3 separate regions of the Homo sapiens genome follow, and regions 1 and 3 are each linked to region 2. A link is a contact called in ENCODE Hi-C or POLR2A ChIA-PET data. All regions are on one chromosome and are shown on one strand. The core of a region is the stretch at or near the end of the contact, and the rest is flanking DNA. Distances in the headings are between cores, read along the strand shown. Region 1 overlaps PPP1CC (protein phosphatase 1 catalytic subunit gamma). Region 2 overlaps CCDC63 (coiled-coil domain containing 63). Region 3 overlaps TCTN1 (tectonic family member 1).

Evidence for each region. A loop is a pair of places that touch in the nucleus more often than their neighbours do. ChIA-PET counts read pairs that join two places held with the same protein, here RNA polymerase II (POLR2A). Pooled maps may share reads with other maps.
Region 1: a loop to region 2 is called in a map of CD4-positive, alpha-beta T cell, with 2.2 times the contacts of the local background. The contact joins two enhancer-like sites. A Hi-C loop is called at or near these places in 2 of 168 maps with a recorded cell type or tissue (A673 and CD4-positive, alpha-beta T cell), 5 of 37 single-sample maps with no recorded cell type and 8 of 50 pooled maps. POLR2A ChIA-PET finds 5 or more read pairs at or near these places in 1 of 52 experiments (OCI-LY7).
Region 3: a loop to region 2 is called in a pooled map, with 2.9 times the contacts of the local background. The contact joins two enhancer-like sites. A Hi-C loop is called at or near these places in 3 of 168 maps with a recorded cell type or tissue (heart right ventricle and psoas muscle) and 5 of 50 pooled maps. POLR2A ChIA-PET finds 5 or more read pairs at or near these places in 1 of 52 experiments (activated T-cell).

Annotation. Positions count from the first base shown.
Region 1 is chr12:110,726,160-110,729,290 of GRCh38, forward strand. The region is part of intron 3 of PPP1CC (protein phosphatase 1 catalytic subunit gamma); the gene reads right to left. Among named protein-coding and RNA genes, the nearest start is that of PPP1CC, 15 kb to the right of the region's middle. Within about 2 kb of position 1,777, at least 3 of the 41 ENCODE cell types and tissues checked have a DNase peak (open chromatin) inside an H3K27ac peak, as active enhancers do.
Region 2 is chr12:110,886,621-110,890,059 of GRCh38, forward strand. All of the region lies in intron 8 of CCDC63 (coiled-coil domain containing 63), which reads left to right. Among named protein-coding and RNA genes, the nearest start is that of MYL2, 32 kb to the right of the region's middle. Within about 2 kb of position 1,536, at least 10 of the 41 ENCODE cell types and tissues checked have a DNase peak (open chromatin) inside an H3K27ac peak, as active enhancers do.
Region 3 is chr12:110,645,974-110,649,341 of GRCh38, forward strand. TCTN1 (tectonic family member 1) reads left to right here. Exons shown (of 15, transcript NM_001082538.3): 13 at 1,223-1,363; 14 at 1,776-1,920; 15 at 3,070-3,368. The coding sequence ends at 1,919. HVCN1 (hydrogen voltage gated channel 1) reads right to left here. Exons shown (of 8, transcript NM_032369.4): 8 at 2,713-3,368. Among named protein-coding and RNA genes, the nearest start is that of TCTN1, 34 kb to the left of the region's middle. RefSeq lists an enhancer at 2,031-2,090. Within about 2 kb of position 1,843, at least 4 of the 41 ENCODE cell types and tissues checked have a DNase peak (open chromatin) inside an H3K27ac peak, as active enhancers do.

The DNA.
Region 1 (3,131 bases), core at 527-3,026, 160 kb before region 2:
CTCCTTTGAGAGTTAGAGCCAGCCCAAGCAACTGACCTGAACCACACCTCCCACCCTGTAATGCAAATCAAGCAGCTTAGGGAGTTTACCACAGGGCTTGAAATGAAATGTAAATTCAACAAATGTTTGCCTTCTCTCTGCAGAGGAGTGTTATCTTTTCTCCTAATAATTTCTGGTTTCTCAATGACTGGGTCTAACACTGACTATGGTTCACCCTGTTGCATATTTCTTTAGAGGTCCTTCACTAGGGGGTTCGGAAAGTTTAACAAACTTCTCCCGCCAGGCTGAGGAAGGAAAATTGCTTGAACCTGGGAGGCAGAGGTTGCAGTAAGCCAAGATCGCACCATTGCACTCCAGCATGGGCAACAAGAGTGAAACTCCGTCTCAAAAAAAAGCAAACTCCTTCTTACGAAAGGCTGAAGGGCAATCTCCAAAAACCACCAACTCCCATTTCCAACAGCAATACTACTACTACTACCACCACAGGATGAGTATCCTTAATCCAAGATGCTCCAAAATTTGGAACTTTTTGAGCACTCACATGATGCTCAAAGGAAATGCTCACTGGAGCATTCTGGATTTCAGATTTTTGGATTAGGGATGTTTAACCAGTAATTATAACACAAATATTCCAAAATTAAAAACAAAAACAAAAAACCTGCAACACTTCTAGTGCCAAGCATTCCCGGTAAGGAATACTTAACCTGTATTATAAAAACAGAGCTGCTGTCTTAGCTCCCCAGTGACAGTGACTTCCTCTTTCCCCAAGGTCAGCTTCACTTCTGGATACTTTTTTTGAGGTGGGGTCTCACTGCATCACCTAGGGGGAATGAAGCGACGCAATCTTGGCTCACTGCAACCATGGTCTCCCAGGTTCCAGTGATTTTCCTGCCTCAATCTCCTGAGTGTCCGCGACTACAGGTGTGCACCACCACAGCTAATTTTTGTATTTTTAATAGAGATGGGTTTTCCCCATGTTGGTCAGACCTCCTGACCTCTTGTGATCAGGTTGAACTCCTGACCTCAAGTGATCCACCCACCTTGGCCTCCCAAAGTGCTGGGATTACAGGCGTGAGCTACCACGCCCCGGCTTTGATTCTTTAGTTATGCCACATACTCCAGCTTCTCCTGCTGATTCCTGCTGGCTTCTCCATCAAAAATCAGTTTGTTTCCTCCTTTTCCCTCTCAGCACTTTAAGCGTGGGCCTGCCTCTTTCTATTCTCTCTTCATTTCCTCCCTAAGGCTACCTCAGACCACTAGGAACATCTGGCTCCTGAAAGGTTTAGCCAGGGTAATCGCCTAGCTTCCAAATCCTAAGATTCTGAGCCATAACCTGTAATGCGGTTTCGCATTACTGTACATCAGACAGCTACGGCAGCAGAAACAGATCAACAAACACTCATGTTTTACCCAACAACATATACCTCAGCCTTTCCATCACATTTACAAAGTTAAAAAAAAAAAAAAAAGAAATGGTAGTATAAAGTACTTATGTACCTGGAAAACAGGCAGTGGTTTTTAAATTGTCCCATGAAAATCAACATTTGAATACAACTTTTCATTTTAATAAAATTAGTTAAGTATTTTATATATATATTAAATGTCTGCAAGCCTTCAACCAAAAGCCACCTATGTCAAGGGCACTTTCATGCCCACAAGTAGACTGGATGGCAAATTATATCTGCCTGATGAGAGAGAGGAAGCTTGAGCATAAGATCTACAAATTGTGTTGATGACCAAACAGGAGTCGAAACTGATACCAACCAACACTGATCTTCTAAGTCATTTTTTAAAGGCCTCTGCATTAAGTAGAAACCGAAACTGATGCAGCCAGTATCATTACATTAGGATACACGTCACAAAAATGAGGTCAACTGGATTTGAATTCATCAGTGCAAACATGAAAAGTATTTGCTGGGCTAACAGCTATGTAAAAGGAATCCTTTAACTCAAGAGCAGGCCAGGCACGGTGGCTCACGCCTGTAATCCCAGCACTTTGGGAAGCAGAGGCGGGCGGATCATGAGGTCAGGAGATCGAGACCATCCTGGCTAACACAGTGAAACCCCGCCTCTACTAAAAATACAAAAAATTAGCCGGGCGTAGTGGCGGGCGCCTGTAGTCCCAGCTACTCGGGAGGCTGAGGCAGGAGAATGGCGTGAACCCAGGAGGCGGAGCTTGCAGTGAGGCGAGATCGCGCCCTGCACTCCAGCCTGGGCGACAGAGCGAGACTCCGTCTCAAAAAAAAAAAAAAAAACAAAAAACAAAAAACTCAAGAGTAACACTTGGAATAAGTATCCAAAACACAGTGTTGGCTGGGTGTGGTGGCTCATGACTGTAATCCCAGCACTTAGGGAGGCTGAGGTGAAAGGATTGCTTAAACCCAGAAATTACAGGTGGTAGTAAGCTATGATCCCACCTCTGCACTCCAGCCTAAGGCTCTGTCTCAAAAACAAACAAAAAAAACCCATCACACCTGCCTTGCATTTCACTACCTAAGGAGTAGTAACTGGCTTACTGGTACTTCTCTGACACAGAATCACTGTTAATATTGAATACCTTTCATGTACAAGTTCAATGCTATCAGTCAGTCCAGAACCCATAGAATTTTTGTCCCTGATGATTCCTGCCACCCCATCTTATCAGCTGGATCTCAAGGTCACAGACCAAGCAAACATCCAGTTGTGGGAAAGGGTGGTAGTAGAAGGGCTCAGTTTGTGAATATAATCTTTCTAGGATGCACTTCTAACAAATGTGCTAGCTCAACATATCTATGTGAATTGAGATGGAAAAACACTGCATCTGGAGACTCTAGGTTACGATGTGGTCTAGGGGAGGGCCACAGGGACAACCCTTTGCTGATATCCCTATAATCATATTAGCAAATGCCAAGTACCTGAAGTTCCTTAACCACCTCTTCACTCCAAACCTGAAACCCGTCCTGGCAGCAATGATGAGCACAAAAGGAAGGTGAAGGTAAAGATTCAAAACCTTTTCTGACTTGAAACCCTTTACTGAACTGATATTTTCAAAGCTTTTTTTTTTTTTTTTTTTTGAGACGGAGTCTCACTCTGCCACCCAGGCTGGACTACTGTGGTGTGATTTTGGCTCACTGCAACCTCCGACTCCTGGG
Region 2 (3,439 bases), core at 286-2,785:
GGGTGGCAAATACCCCAACCTCCCTCTCCTCCCACCCTTTATCTCCCACTTGTGCCTCCCACTGGCTGGGCTACTCAGCAGCCAAGCACAAGGAAGCCCATTGGTGCAAGCCCTGCAGGTCCCAGGCAGGGCATGGGGAGGTGTGGGGTGGGAGGTGCACCCGGGGGTGGGGAAGACAGACTTGAAGGACCCTCATGCCACTCTCTGTCCCCCTCCCGGAAGGAGGTCTTCCTGGACAAGGGTCCAGGACAGGCACAGGAAATGGTTCTTCCCCAGAAATGACCTTGACCTCACATTCACCTTGAGGCTGCTCTCATCCTTTCCTCCTGCAGTCGCACAGCATCTCCTGCACAAGGACAAGTGCAGGTGCTCTGGTTCTCAGTCTCTCTATCTGTAGAATGGCACACACACTTGGACTAGAGGAGTCCTCCAAGTCCAAACTCTTTTTATAAAAAAAGTTTCAAACTTTTATTTAAAAAGCTACAAAACTTTTTTTTTAAATTTTCTTTCTTTTTTTCTTTTTTTGAGACAGAGTCTTGCTCTGTCACCCAGGCTGGACTGTAGTGGCACGATCTTGGCTTACTGCAACCTCCACCTCCCGGGTTCAAGCGATTCTCCTGCCCAGGCTCCAGAGTAGCTGGGACTACAGGCAGAGCCACCACACCTGGCTAATTTTTGTATTTTTAGTAGAGACAAGGTTTCATCATGTTGGCCAGGATGGTCTCGAACGCCTGAACTCAGGTGATCCGCCTGCCTCGGCCTCCCAAAGTGTTGGGATTACAGGGATGAGCCACCACGCCCGGTGGTGGCTTGCTCTGCAAGCTCTATTCTTATACAAAATGTTTTTGTTTAATCCCATGTTATGAGGAAACACTGGTACATAAAACATAGGAAATGGAGCAGACCTGGATGAAGGAGTGGCGGTGGGATGGGCCATGGGAGGGGGCTGGGACCCTACCTTTTTGCCTTCTTCTGGCACCTTTGCTCAGACTAAGGGATCAGGTTAAAAAAATTTTTTTTTAATTAAAAACAATTAGAATTCTAACATCTGACTTCACCCCTCCCTAGAGGGCTGGGGGCGGAGTCTCATAAACTAGCCTCCTGAGTTGCTGGGACTACAGGCGCGCGCCACCACGCCCAGCTAATTTTTGTATTTTTAGTAGAGACGGGGTTTCACCATGTTGGCCAGGATGGTCTCATCTCTTGACCTCGTGATCCGCCCACTTCGGCCTCCCAAAATGCTGGGAATACAGCGTGAGCCACCGCGCCCGGCCCCAGCCTTCTTTTTTAGTTTCGTTTGGTCTCCTCCACCTCCCCAAGTTGTTAAATTCTTAGTGGCAGTGATTTAAAAACCAGGATATTCCACATGAAAGTCTGAATTTCTGGTTTCCCTTGGAAAATCAGATCTGACACCTCCCGCCCACATTCCCGCGGGAATCCGAGTTCCTACAAACGGAGCCATCGGCTCCCTCTTCGCTCACAGAGACCAGCCAGGCTGAAGTGCTCCAGGGCCCGCAGAGCTTAGCGGGCCTTTGAGTTGCTAACTGAGGTTCAGGCGCGTCACCACTGTCCTCTGGCGTCCATTTGCGGTATTGCAGGGAAGGTCTTTGCGGGCAGGCCTGGAAGTGGGCAGGACCCTGAATTCTCGGGTCCCAGTGGGACACCGAGGGAGGACAAGCCCTAGCAGAGGGGTATGAGGACCCCAGCTGAATATCCTGACCTGATAGAAAATATTCCTGAGCTGAATTGGCCTTGATTTTCCCCACTCCTCATAAGGGGACCCTCTTCCTTAGGGTCATGACAAATATGTCTAAGATGGGTAAGCGCTGCCCTCTCTGGGCCTCAGTTTCCCCATCTGTAGAGTGATATTTGGACCAGAACAGTAGCTTCCAAGCTCTTTGTTAAGGTTACAGAACTATGACTTTTTGGGCTCAAATAGATCTGCAAATGCCTGTTGAATAAGTCCAGAGAGCACTGATTTCCAATGGTAAGACTTAATTTTGCAAAAAATGTTATAGGACAAAGATATGCTCACTGTAGAGAATCTGGAAAGCAACTAAGGATGGAAGGAATTTTAAACCACCCACTATCCCATTGCCTGAGACAATCACTGGTGACATTCTGAAATATTTCCTTCCAACTTCCAACTTTTTTTTTGGTCCTTCTTTCCTTCCTTCCTTCCTTCCTTCCTTCCTTCCTTCCTTCCTTCCTTCCTTCCTTCCTTCCTTCCTTCCTTCCTTCGTTTTTCTTTCTTTTTCTTTCTTCTTTTTTTGCAGGATCTCACACTGTCACCCAGGCTGGAGTACAGTGGCTTGATCTTGGCTCACTCCAGCCTCAATCTCCCTGGCTCAGGTGATCGTCTCATCTCAGCCTCCAGAGTGGCTGGGACTACAGGCACACACCACCACACCCAGCTAATTTTTGTATTTTTTGCAGAGATGAGGTTTCAGTGTGTTGCCCAGGCTGGTGTCAATGGTTGTGCTTTTCAAATGTAACATAGTTATTATCATATAAAGTTGTGTATCTGATTGAAGCAAATGTCCTTTTGGTTACTCGTTCATCCAGCAAGTATTTATTGAGCACCTACTGCGTTCCAGACACTGCTCTAGACCCTGATAATGTGGCAGTGAACAGGATGACAAAAAGTTCAGCCCTCACAGAACTGCTGTTTTGGCAGGGAGAAACAGACAATAAACAACAAGCCCAATACTTACGTAAGTTATAGAGTAAGTTAGAAAGGGAGATGCAGTGTGGGTAAAAAGATGAAGTCGCACAGCGTAAGACGGGTTTTGGAGCCGGTTGGGGCCCCGGGCAGTTGAGAAGTTAAGATCTGAGTGAACTTACAGGTGAAGGATTGAGCTGTCCAGATCTCTGGGGAAGAACGCTCCAGGCAGAGGAAACAGCAACAGCACACGCAAAGGCCCTGACGCAGCTTGCAAGCAGGCCAGGGTGTCTGGCGCACAGAGAGAGACATGGGAGGGAGAGGGGATGAATCTGGGAGGTGAGGGCTGCTGGGCACATTTCCAGAAGAGGTTTTGGCCATTTCTCAGAGAGGCAGGGGCCATGGGAGATCTCCGAGCAGGGGAGCGGTGCCATCGACTCAGGTTATTGATGCAATTTGCAAAATAGTAAAAAGTCTCAATGTGAATCCCATCACCTGGATATGGCATTGGTTCATCTTTTTGGTAGAGATCCCCCACCCCACCCCTGCCCTGTAAAGATCGGAAGACTCACTTCCTTTCTTTTTTCCTTTTTCCAAAATCATATATTTTTTTCCGATTAGAATTTTTTTTCACAATTTGGAAAATACTAAAAAGTATAAATACAACCTCCAAATCAGGAATAATTCCATCACACGGACATAGCATTGTTTCATCTTTTTGGTAGAGTTCTTTCTGCTTTTTTAAAAATTAAAAATTTTTAGCACTTTGGGAGGCCG
Region 3 (3,368 bases), core at 593-3,092, 240 kb before region 2:
GACTCAACTCTCCCACCAGAACCAGGCACATCGCTTCTGGCTTCTTGGCCATGGGTGAAGATGTGCAGTTATTACTCCTCCTCAGAAGGGAAGACATGGGTTGGGAGGAGAGGCAGCAGTGCGCACATGGCACCGTCAGGGTCTGTGCTGATCCTGGGTGCTCAGAGGGCCTGCAGCAGCAGGTTTTGTACCAACTCTGCCGGCAACCCAGGTAGAGGCAGGCACGAGCACCTGCTAAACTCAGTTTCCACCAGCTGCATGCTGCATTGTCTCCTAAGAACAGGGTATTCGAGAGGATTGTTCAGTCTGCATGGTTTTTAAAGGCGGTTCCAAGCTAAGGAATTCCATCAGTGCTTTTTTCGCAGCCACCAAATTTAGCAGGCCTGTGAGGTTTTCATATCCTGAAGAGATGTATTTTAAAGCTTTTTTTTTTTAATGAAAAAATGTCAGACACACACAAAAGTAGAATAGTACCATGGAGTCCCCACGTACCCAGCCTGCAGCTTCAACAGTTACCACATTTGCCAACCGGAGAGACTGCCAAGGCAGGAAAAAGCCCTGGAAAGCCCACGGCCCCTTTTTCCCTTGGGTCAGAGGCCTTAGAGCTGGCTGCCAAAGCAGCCAACCAAAGGGGCAGCTCAGCTCCTTCGTGGCACCAGCAGTGTTCCTGATGCAGTTGAAGAGTTGATGTCTTTGACAACATACGGACACTGCCTGGATTACCTAGATGTCACATCTTAATTGCCAATTGATGAAATTAGGTAAATGAAAAGAAAGCACTTAAATTTCCCCTTAGAGCATTTTAACATGACATGCAATCAGGTTTTGTCTGCTAATAATTATTTCTCCCCCTCCATCCCTCCCACCAGTTTCTTTCCTGAAGTCTGTGAGGCCGCTATAAACAGGTAGATGAAGTTAGAGCAGTTATGGCCCTAAATGGTCCACAGTTGGGTATTGGCACTACCGCAGTTTCAGGTGATGTCGGCATTTTTAGAAATAGGAGGAGATGGAAAAATTACGCTTCAGCTGTTAAAAATATTTTTGGGGCATTGAGTTACTTTAAAACACGTATATTCTCTAAGCTGTTTTTATCTGAACTTGTAGAGTCTATTCATTTTCTTGTTCAGAACATTTTGTAATATGTGAAACCTTTTATAATTAAAACTCTGAACTGCAGATTAAGTCTGACTTGCAGTTTTGTAAGATTCTAATGGATTAACAGCATTTTGTTTTGCAGGATTCCTGCCAGCTCCCAGGGGCTTTGGTTATAGAAGTGAAGTGGACTAAATACGGATCCCTGCTGAATCCACAGGCCAAAATAGTCAATGTAACTGCAAATCTAATTTCATCCTCCTTTCCTGAGGTAGGCCTAACCTAGTTTAAAGGCATAGGTTAAGACAGAAGTCTAGACACAACTCAAGTGTGGTAGGTGACAGGTATTACTTTGTGAAAAAGATTATAATTTAAACCATGGGGGTTCATAAAATATTTCAGCAGTCATTCTTAGAAACACTGACGATGGTTCTACTTACATTAGCATTCTGGTTCAGATTGGATCTTTAAAATTCTCATGAAAATTATGATATTCACGTGTTAATCAGACACCCTGGTAAAATTGTTTCTCTCATCCAAGTTAATGGCCAATTAGTGCTCCAGGACCTATCAGATTCATGAACTGACAGTAGTTGGGTGAGGAAGAGAATGAAAAGTGTCTCATTGTTGTCATTCTGGGAGCACACTGGAGGGTGGGCCTTGCATCTCTCTGTTTATTACAGGCCAACTCAGGAAATGAAAGGACGATTCTTATTTCCACTGCGGTTACTTTTGTGGATGTGTCTGCACCTGCAGAGGCAGGCTTCAGAGCTCCACCAGCCATCAATGCCAGGCTGCCCTTTAACTTCTTCTTCCCGTTTGTTTGACGTAAGTGAGGAAACTACGCCCCTCCTCTGAGGTCATCCCCTTTGGAAAGTGTGCACGTGGGGCTAGAAGTCCCTAGGGGATACTGCATTTTATACTTTTTGAGGGTCTCGCTTTGTTGCCCAGGCTGGAGTGCAGTGGTGTGATCATGGCTCACTGCAGCCTTGACCTCCTGGGCTCAAGCAATCCACCCACCTCAGCCTCCTAATAGCTGGGACTACAGGTGCACACCACAACACCTGGCTAATTTTAATATAGTTTGTAGAGATGGGGTCTTGCTGTGTTGACCAGGCTGGTCTCAAACTCCTGGGCTCAGGTGCTCCTCCTGCCTCGGCCTCTGAAAGTGCTGGGATTACAGGTGTGAGCCACCATGCCTAGCCTTATTATACTTCTAACCTTTGAGGTTGCCTCCAAACCAGCACACTGCCCTTCTCCACTCCCTTCCTGCCTTTTTTCCTTTTGGAAATGTTATTCTATCTGACTTTTGAATGGGGAATATGCTTAACACATAGGTCATAGATGATAGAACCCAAAAAGTCTTTGGGGAGATGGTAAAGAACATGAACAGGACTTGAAGCAGCAGAGGCAAGGGGGATTTGGCCAGTTCATTCATCCCCTGCTTTGAGTTATTTATTTTAAAAATACTCAGTTCAGGTTTTTTCCTTTTTGGGTCCGGTTGAAATGAGTACAAAAAAATAGCAAAATATTAGATAAAATCATGCGAGAAGAGCACACAGCCCTTACAAGGGGATCTTCCCCCAAATACCTTGTTAATTATAGTGGAGTCTTGGGTCTAATTGCCATTTCTGCACCAGGCACTGTAGCTAGCTTGCTCTCCGACTGGCAGGCTGGTATGGGTGCCACAGAGGAAAGAATACAGTAGGAGGGTCCAGGGAAAAGAGAGAGTTTATTTTATACAGTAGTTGTTTTATTTTATACAGTAGTTGTACAGTAATTGAGGAAAAATGTTGTCAGGTGGCAGAAAACAATGGAGCCACCTAGAAGCTGGCTGATGCAGCTGGGGCACACAGAGGAGGGGCCTGGGTACCCCTTTTGGGGAAACTGAGACGAAGCTATTTAGAACAGCTTGAAAATAAGAGACTTTTCTAGAATGGGGTGGCAGCTAAAGTAGCTTCTTTTTCTTTCTTTCAGAATGCTCAGATGCATCAGTTCCTTAATATACACGTGAAATTTGAAAACTGTACATTCGGTGAGATTAAATTTTATATACAACTAGCAATTGTCCAGCTTTGTTGCTCATTTTCAATTAAGGCTAAAGTGTTCAACATGAGAAAATGTGATACATTTGATACAGTGTGGGGTGGGAGTGGATGGGCAGCTCTTGGTGGTACTGGACCTTCCACAAGGCTGTGTCCACCCAGAATCCATGCTGGCAGGAGGGAGGCAGAGGTATCAAACCAAACCTCTCACCAAGCGGCCCAGGAGGGGCA